Linked DNA regions of Homo sapiens: region 1 is linked to region 2. Evidence: read pairs that join two places in POLR2A ChIA-PET (ENCODE). Cell type or tissue: Panc1. All regions are shown on one strand.

Region 1 (5,000 bases), 560 kb before region 2:
GTTTTACTGTTTTCCATGAACAGCATTGTATGAACAATGTTTTATGAAATGCTGTCTTTTTGTCCTGTAGATTGCCATATCTGTTATGTAGTTATCATATTGCCAAGTCTTTTGTTTTTTTCCTCTAAAAAATCCTCAGACTGGCCAGGTGCGATGGCTTACGCCTGTAATCCCAGCACTTTGGGAGGCCGAGGCAGGCAGATCACAAGGTCAGGAGATGGAGACCATCCTGGCTAACATGGTGAAACCCCGTCTCTACTAAAAATACAAAAAATTAGCCGGGCGTGGTGGCACACACCTGTAGTTCCAGCTGCTCGGGAGGCTGAGGCAGGAGAATCACTTGAACCTGGGAGATGGAGGTTGCAGTGAGCCAAGGTTGTGCCACTGCACTCCAGCCTGGGCAACAGAGCAAGACTCCATCTCAAAAAACAAAATCCTCAGACTCTGTGTCAATCTTCCACATTCTGAATATTATAATACTTTGGCTGTTTCTGTAGAAAGAGCACTTGCAAGTGTGTGTCTTGAAATACCCTCTTGTGTTTGTGTGATGTTAGGTTGTTAACTTGAGATCTTTCTAGCTTTCTGATGTGGCCATTTAGAGCTATAAATTTTCCTTGTAACACTGCTTTAGCTACATCCCAGAGGCTCTGGTACATTGTATCTTTGTTCTCACTAGTTTCAAAGAACTTTTTGATTTCTGCCTTAATTTCATTATTTACCCCAAAAGTCATTCAGGATTCTTTTTTTTTTTTTCAGAGACGGAGTTTCACTCTTGTCACTCAGGTGTGATCTTGGCTCACTGCAACCTCCGCTTCCCATATTCAAGTGATTCTCCTGCCTCAGGCTTCTGAATAGCTGGGATTACAGGTGTGTGGCATCATGCCCCACTAATTTTTGTATTATTAGTAGAGATGGGGTTTCACCATGTTGGCCAGGCTGGTCTTGAACTCCTGACCTCGGGCGATCCACCTGCCTCTGCCTCCCAAAGTGTTGGGATTACAGGTGTGAGCCACCGCACCCAGCCAATTGAGTGAATTTCTTAATCTTAAATTCTAATTTGATTGCACTGTGGTCCAAGAGACTGTTTGTTATGATTTCAGTTTGTGTTTGTGTGCTTATGTGAGTTCTGTCTAAGAAGTCAGATAAGCTCTGGAAGCTTCGTTGTATGTGTCTGCATATGACTGTGTATCTGGGTTATACTGGCAGGCAAAATCCTGCTCTTAGATGGGGTGGCTGAAAGATAAAGTTTCCTGAACTCTACTTGCTGTGTATGTACCCCATTCATACTTCAGAGAGGTGGAATCATCTACAACACTGCATTTCTTGTAATTGTGCTGTTGCTGGTATAAAGTCAAGTGCCTTCAATGCTTAAGGCTCAGATATTTTCCTTAAACTGATTTCAGGTCCTGTGAAAGTGTTTTCTACAACCTGTATAACCAGTACTTTCTAAAACTTGTTTATACTTCAATAGTACCTGTGATTAAAAAAATTTTTTTCTTATTTTTGTTATTGCCTTTTCCCACAAGTTCTAATACATAGTGATTTTTAAAGAAATATATACTATTTTGGCCAGGCGCAGTGGCTTACGCCTGTAATCCCAGCACTTTGGGAGGCCGAGGCGGGCAGATCATGAGGTCAGGAGATTGAGACCATCCTGGCTAACATGGTGAAACTCCGTCTCTACTAAAAATACAAAAAATTAGCCAGGCGTGGTGGCGAGTGCCTGTAGTCCCAGCTACTCGGGAGGCTGAAGCAGGAGAATGGCATGAACCTGGGAGGCAGAGCTTGCAGTGAGTGGAGATCGCGCCACTGCACTCCAGCCTGGGTGACAGAGCCAGACTCTGTCTCAAAAAAAAAAAAAAAAAGAAATATATACTATTTTAACTTAGGTATCTTCAAACTTGCATTTGTCTGTGCAAAGCATTGTAAGCTGATACATTTCTCACTCACTCTCTCTCTCTTTTTTTTTTTTTTTACAGGTGTGCACCACCACGGCCAGCTATTTATTTATTTATTTATTTTATTTTTAGTAGAAACAGGATTTCACTATGTTGGCCAGGCTGGTCTTGAACTCCTGGCCTCAAGTGATCTGCCTGCCTCGGCCTCCTGAAGTGCTGGGATTACAGGCATGAGCCACTGCGCCTGGCCCTCGCTTTTATTCTTTTAAAAAATAATTTGCTATTTCAAGTAAAAATAATAATGATGTAGTGTGGCGTTTTAAACAAAAGTAACAGTAAAATGCATGACAACAAAGCACAAAGAATGGTGGGGGGAAATGACATATACTCTTGTAAGATACTTACACAATGTACTATATGCACTAGATACAGTCATGCATTGCTTAACAACAGGGATATGGTTTGAGAAATGTGTCATTAGGTGATTTCATCATTGTGCAAACATCATGGAGTGTACTTACACAAACCTAGATGGTATAACCTACTACATACCTAGGCTATACAGCATATAGCCTATAGCTTCTAAGCTACAAAACTGTATAGCATGTTAATGTACTGCATACTGTACAAAATTGTAACACAATGGTAAATATTGGTGTATCTAAATGTATTTAAACATAGAAAAGGCAATATGTTGTGCTATTATGTTATAATGGGTACAACATCACTAGGCAACAGGAATTTTTCAGCTCCACTGTAATCTTATGGGACCATGGTCATATATGTGGTCCATTGTTGACTGAAAAATTATATGGTGCATTACTGTATACAAAATGTATACAAATATACTATAATAGCATTTTAAGGTAAACTACTATAACTTAAAGACATATCATACAATTATGGTGATATGTCATTCTTTTCAATTCTCTTTCTTAGTTTCCACATCTGCTGTGAGGCCAATCAATATTGAAATAAGAACAGGGCATCATGGATTTTCTTTTGCCTGAAATTCAGCCATTAGATAAATTTACCACCCCTTCTTGCTTGCTAGGACCTAGAAGGGTAAAATTTTTAGATATTGGTTTGATCAATGGTTGGAGGCCTTTAGAGACTGTAAAACTGGAACACTGCTTTCAAGATAGTAGGCTGATCAGGCGTGGTGGCCCATGCCTGTAATCCCAGCTACTTGGGTGGCTGAGGCAGGAGAATCATTTGAACCCAGGAGGAGAAGGTTGTGGTGAGCTGAGATCGTGCCACTGCACTCCAGCCTGGGCAACAAGAGCAAAACTCCATCTCAAAAAAAAAAAAAAAAAAAGATAGTAGACTGATTACATATGACAGTTGCCCTCAATAATATGCTTGAGAAATAATTGAAAAACTACCGAAAAAAAGTAGAAAGTTCTGGTAATGACATAATTGCTTATACTGAATAAATTCTCCTGCAGATAACGATTATGAACTGAAGGGCCACTAAAACAGAGCAGAAGCTGGAGATTTGGCATTTGAAAGAAGGAAACAATAATACATTAGTTAAGATATATGTTTAATAGGCTTTCCCACTTAGGATATTCCCGACTTTCTGTAATACCTGGAGGCTAGATCTGAAAGCAGAAAGCTAGAGTCTTATTGACCTGAGGAATTAGAAAAGGAATTTCAAACTGCCAGAGCGCCTGGAAATTAAGGAAGGGAGAAAATCCTAGAAAGGAGGGAGATGTGGATGTCAGAGCCCCAAATTTGTATATAAATGCCCCTCAAATCCTTGGCTCACTTTTGAACTGTACATGCATGGGTGAAAATCCAAGGGATCTGGAGAAAACAACAGCTGGGAACTGAAAGAGCCAAGCAGACGCTTCAGCTGTTGTCAACCACAGTGGAGACAGACTTTAATCTTTAAAGACTTACTTGACTTGAATAAGAGGAAAAGCTCTAGCTCTGATAAATATGTCTGACTTGAGCTACCACAGTATAGAATTGTGGCTCCTCAACCACTTCGCAGATTTGAGCCGGTTCACAGGCCCAGATCCCTTTGGATAAAGAATGGGTTTTGAAGAAAGACCCTGCCTCTCTGTTTGAAATTTACACTGTAAATCTTTCTCCTAGGCTCTCCACAAAAGCTTTGCAGCCATTTACCAGAGTGACAGTTTATTAGGCTAAGGGAAATAAAAGCTAGATTTTTCTTATGGATTACTAGATAATGGTTGTGGACTGACATAATTCCTGGAGACCTAAAATGTCACAGTGGTCTTCTAGTCAAAACAGAGGCTTATGGAGGTCAGGTTATTAATGGAGTTTTGGTTTGGGTTCATCTCAGTGGGCCCATGGTTATTACTCCAGTTCCAGAATGTGTATTTGAAATAAATGTACTTAGCAAATGGCAAAATCTCCACACAGGTTCCCTGACCCGTGGAATGAGGGTTATTGTGGTAGCAAATGCCAAATGGAAGCCACTAGAATGGTTTTCCCTTTCACAATAGTAAACCAAGAGCAATACCACATAGATTGTAGTGATTAGTGTTGCTTAAGGGATGCAGAGGTGGTGATTTCTGCCACATCTTCTTTCAACTTGCCTATTTGGTCTGTGGAGAAAATAGATCTTAGAAAATGAAAGTAGATTGTTGCAAATGTAATCATGTGGTTCTTCCAACTACAGCCACTGTTTCAGGCATTGATTCATTGCTGGAGCAAAGAAACACATTCTTTTGAATCTGTTATCCAGCTACTCCACTGGCAAATGCTTTTCTCTCTCTTCCTGTTATTATAGACTACAAGTAGTAGTTTTATTTCACCTGGAAGGATCAGCACTGCACCTTCACTGTTCTACCTCAGGGCTGTATTACCTCTCTAACCCTCCGTTATGTTATAATCTGGTCCAAATGGGTCTTGATCCATAGGATATTTTTGAGATCATCCTGACTGGAACTGGTGAGCAAGAATTACCAGCTACTCTAAACAAGTCAATAATATAATGTGTGCCAAAGGGTGGAAATAAATACCAAAAAATTCAAGAGAGTGTTGCCTCAGTAAAATTACTAGGCATCGAGTGGTCTGGAGCATGTTCAGATATCCTTCCAAGGTGAAAGACTAGTTTCTGCATCTGAC
Region 2 (5,000 bases):
CAGAAAGTAATTAACTCAAGATCCACAATTAGCCTCACAGCAGTCCATATTAACTACCTCCAACTATCCTAGGTCTTTCAGAGGTGGCATAATTTTGAGATTATTTTGCACTTGAAACAGAGAGGCTTATAATAACTAGCTTGAAGCACATTTAAGGGTGTGAGGTTTTTCCTTTTTCTTTTTGTGTTAATATCTACCTTGTCTAATGATAATTTTCTGGTTTGTAAGTGGAAAAAAGCAAATATTAGAAGAAAATTCTTTCTCCCTAATACAAAGCTAAGTCTTTCATAAGTCTAAAAGTAGCTGCTTTGCTTTAACTGGAAATTTCATTATTGAATTAGTAACTTGACACAAAAGAATTAACAAAGTGAATCAAATACTCCAGCACAATGAAGTAAATTTAAAGAGGCCCACTCATCACCATTGCTGGCTGGTAAAGTGTAATTGCTGGTGCTGCCTTGTTTACCTTTTTGGTTTGATTTTGTTTTAAAGGAAATGTTCACTTGTATAGCATTCCTGCATAATTCAGATGCTGCACAAAGCTCAACCCTGGGAACCTATTTTGTAGCTCTCTGAATGTTTTTTATGCAACCTGCTTTTACAGGTTTAAATTACATTTTGTGACACTGTTTTTGTGGTTGAATTAGAAACTTTTTTTTTCTTTAGTTAAACCTGTGATAAGTAATTGTCACAGCTAGTGCCTTGGTACAATGCTAATTTGAAGTGACATGTCCATACTGGCCCTCTGTAACATGAAGAAGCCTAACAGGTGTGAGGGGTGTGGCTTCCCATGGGCTCTCTTGAACTTCTAACCGAGAAAAACAGCAGAAAAAGTGAAATGAACCTTGAATAAAGCTGTCAGCAGTAATTATCTCAGCGACACTTTGTGGGGAGATAAAATAAGCACTGATGCTTTTATAACCTGAGCACATTGCATCCAAGATAGATTTTTCACCCATTTAGTATAAACTTCTAAATACCTTTCAAGAGATATTTTCATACAGCCTAATTAAACAATAACAACAATAACAATTAACGTGAAATATAAATTGTTGAAAAACATGCATTTGTTTTTATTTTAACATGGTTTCTTTTTGATATTTAAGTAGTTTTAATAACAGAAAACTTTTTCCATGCTTCTTTTTGTGGTAAGCCATTATGGTGTGAAATCTCAAGTAATGTGTAGAAAATTATGTTCTCTTTTGGGAAAGGATACTTCCACAATTAGAAAAATGCTTGAAAGTTTGGTTTTCAGTTTCTTTGAGAGGTATTCAGTGTATTGAACATATCATCATATGGATCATATATGAAACAGGTAATACATATATTTGAATGAGCTGAATGACCTGCAAGTCATCATATGAACCCCACTGTATTGGAGTACAGTAAGAACCACGGAAGATTTGATCAATGTTTTTTAATCTGTTCTCCAAACACAATCCATTGTCTTTTTCTTTGACAGCTGTCTTTTAAAAGTATACTTTAATTTATTTAGCAAACTAATTCAAATCACTAATGACTATGTTTGCCTGACCTGAGTAGAGTATAGAAAAGTTAAAGTGAGATTTTTGTTTATAAATTTCCTGGCTATAGAAGCTAACTGTGGGGGTGTGGGGGAGTAAACAGGTGAAACGTGGTTTTGCAACATAAGTTGTTCTCTTTATTCTTTTCATGGTCTTAAAATATAGTTATATTTTGGGCAATCTAATGACTTAACTTTTTTTTTTTTTCCATAATTCAACTTCACCATGTTCCTGCATCCCCAAAATTAAAAGCTTGACAAGTCAGCCTGGTTGGTTTATGTTTCAGGTGGAGATGATGTCATTTTTAAAAGCTGGGAATCTTCAGGCGCAGTAGCTCACACCTGTAATCCCAGCACTTTGGGAAGCTAAGGTAGGAGGATTGCTTGAGCCCAGGAGTTCGAGACCAGTGTGGGCAACATAGCAAGACTCTACTAAAAATTTAAAAAAAGTTGGCCAGATGTGGTGGCATGTGCCTGTAGTATCAGCTGCTCAGGAGGCTGAAGTGGAAAAATTGTTGGAGCCTGGGAGGTAAAGGCTGTGGTGAGCTGTGATCAAGCCACTGCACTCCAGCCTGGGTGACAGAGTGAGACCTTGCCTCAAATAAATACTAGAGATGAAGTTAGTTCTGACTCAGTTTTGCTGTCTGTTAGGTCTGTGATCGACCCTGGGTGAAAATATGAGCCTCATTTTTCTTGTCTGTGAAATGGCGGTGTGGCAAGCTATGCCAGGTTCATTCTTACTAAGAGGGAATAACAAGGATTAGGCAGAATAGCATAAAATAGAACTAGCATGATCTATACTTTATTCACAAACCTAAAGCCTGGAAAATTATTGGCTTTATCAAAGCAGAAACTGTTCACCATTGGCTCTATCTCTAGCACTCAGCTGAGGTCTTGACACATTGTGGTTGTTCAGTAACTATTAGTTAAGTGAGTGGATAATGGTATTTTGCACTCTACTTATAGTACTGTCTGTCTGTTCCCCCAGAGTGATTTAGCAACATTCATACAGTCAAGCATAGATAGATATATTGGTTGATAGACAGATTCAGATACACATACTCTTGAATCTTCACAACAATCTTGTAACTTATAAGACTTTACAGAGGTGGAAATTAAGGCACTGAGAAGGTGAGAGAGTTGTCCAGAGTCATACAAGCTCTTAACCAGCAGAGCCAGGATTTCAAACCCTAGAAGAATGGCTTTGGAGTCCAAGTTCATAATTGCTCTGCTTTTATACCTCTGCAACGAAGTATAGTGACATCTACCTACCAAAGAAGTTACCTTACAATGACACATTTTTCCAGATACTTCGTTGTCAGTGATACAAATGATTTGAGAGATAGGGGGAGACATTTTGGGGTAGGACTTCTCCTTCTTCAGTAAGACACTACTTCTTCCCCTCCCCTCCTAGGACAGCAGGTCCCCTCATCCGTTGTACTCATTGAAGCAATGTTGCAGCCTCTCTTAGGATTACCATTTCCCTAGTGAACAGAACAGAAATGTCATACATGGTTATGGCCTGGGCAGACTTCCAAAGATGTAGGATGACAGAGTTTTGATCTCTAGGAATTTGGCTTTCCCCTCCTTTGGGTCCAGTTCCTGACCCACTCATGTAAAACCTTTGTCTATTGAGGTGCAAGGCGGGACTGAACTCCAGAGGCAGGGCTCAGGCACCTGACCAAATTGAGGACTAGCTAAAATAGGGACAGGGCAAAAGCAGCTTTCCATAAGACATGTCCACCATTGTGCCATGTCTGTTTACCATTACCATGGGAACACCCAGAAGTTACTGCCCCTTTCCATGTCAACAACTAAACAACCCAGAAGTTATCCCCCTTTTCCTAGAAATTTCTGCATAACCACCCCTTAATTTGCATGTAATTAAAAGCAGGTATAAATATGACTGCAGAACAGCCTTTGAGCTGCTACTCTGAGCACACTGCCTATGGGGGAGCCCTGCTCCGCAAGGAGCAGTAGCTTTGCTACTGTTGTACACTGCCACTTCAATAAAAGTTGCTGTCTTAACACCTCTGGTCCACCCTTGAATTCTTTTCTGGGCAAAGCCAAGAACCCTTCTGTGCTAAGCCCTAGTTTTGGGACTCGCCTGCCCTGCATCACTGTGACATCCACATTGCCTCTGTCTACTCAGTTCCCACCTGGGATTCTGGGTCTCCCCTTAGGAACTAGCTGAATAAATGAGGTTTATCTGGAAGATTTGTCCGAGTGTCACTGGATATGATTGACTACCAAAAGATACCAAGTGTTTTGGAGACAGAAAAATGTGAAATTGGGGAGGTCATATAGAAGGCTTTCAGAAAGAGATTGAGCTGAGTTTTGAAGAAGTTTTGTCACTTAAATTTTCCTCATATTATGTTCACATGCCTAAGAAATAGACAGATGGAAAAGAATGGTGAGGGAAACCCAGGCAAGAGTAATGGACTGAGCAGAAGCCTAAGAGTAGGCACATGCAAGGCACATTTTTGGATCATTGAGCAAAGAAACCTGTATACAAAAATAGTGGGAGGTAATGGCTGGAAAGGTGGGCAGGGTTATGGCCTTGAACATCAGACTGAAAAAGTTTTCAGGGTGAGAGAAAACATGAGAATCATCTAGTCCAATTTTTTCATCATACAGGTGATAAAACTTAGAGAAGAAAGTCGATCAAGGTCACAGAATGAATAAGAGGCAGATTTAGAGTTTTAACCCAGGTCCTTTGCTCTATATATAGTGTTTTTCCCAAGTATTTACACACCTGGAATCATACCACAGGCTGACTTATGGCAGAAAGGAGTCATACAAGGGCACCATGAAGCCTAAAGATGTAAAAGAACAATTTTTGCTTTGCTTTAATGGTGGCAACAGGAAAAAAAAAGGTGGCTTACAGGCTAGTTAAATGTTTTTAAGCTAAATGTTCTCAGGAGGCTTAACTGGTCCCTCAAAGTCATTGCAGCAGACAGAGATACCTTTTTAGTTTTTCATTTGTTTGTTTGTTTGTTTTTGTTGTTGTTATTTTTGCCTCCAATAGCCTGTTGTTCTTTCTCTCAATTTTGGTTTAGTTCCTCTCGCAGGAATTGAATGGGAAACCTGGAGCAAGTTCCACTTTTGGACATGGCTATGTAATGTATCCTTTCGAAATTCCCAGTCGTAAGCAGGTAATGAGTGATATAAGATATGGGCCCTTAGAAACCCTCACAGCTCAGCCAGGCGCGGTGGCTCACGCCTGTAATACCAGCACTTTGGGAGGCCGAGGTGGGCGGATCACCTGAGGTCAGAAGTCCGAGACCAGCCTGACCAACATGGAGAAACTCCGTCTCTACTAAAATACAAAAAAATTAGCCAGGTGTGGTGGCGCATCCCTATAATCCCAGCTACTCGGGAGGCTGAAGCAGGAGAATCGCTTGAACCTGGGAGGCGGAGGTTGTGGTGAGCTGAGATCGTGCCATTGCACTCCAGCCTGGGCAACAAGAGTGAAACT

Evidence for each region. ChIA-PET counts read pairs that join two places held together with the same protein. Peaks named below come from ENCODE experiments on the same cell type or tissue, not always from the same donor. Only the 100,000 strongest peaks of a DNase experiment are listed, where the experiment ranks them.
Region 1: POLR2A ChIA-PET joins it to region 2 with 5 read pairs; 2 of 35 experiments call an interaction of 5 or more read pairs at or near these places.

What each region holds. Positions count from the first base shown.
Region 1 is chr1:51,167,900-51,172,899 of GRCh38, reverse strand. No RefSeq gene overlaps it. Among named protein-coding and RNA genes, the nearest start is that of LINC01562, 65 kb to the left of the region's middle. In Panc1, no CTCF peak of the experiment used is centred here; a DNase peak (open chromatin) is centred at 2,309.
Region 2 is chr1:50,606,524-50,611,523 of GRCh38, reverse strand. All of the region lies in intron 8 of FAF1 (Fas associated factor 1), which reads left to right. Among named protein-coding and RNA genes, the nearest start is that of FAF1-AS1, 170 kb to the right of the region's middle. In Panc1, no CTCF peak of the experiment used is centred here; no DNase peak of the experiment used is centred here.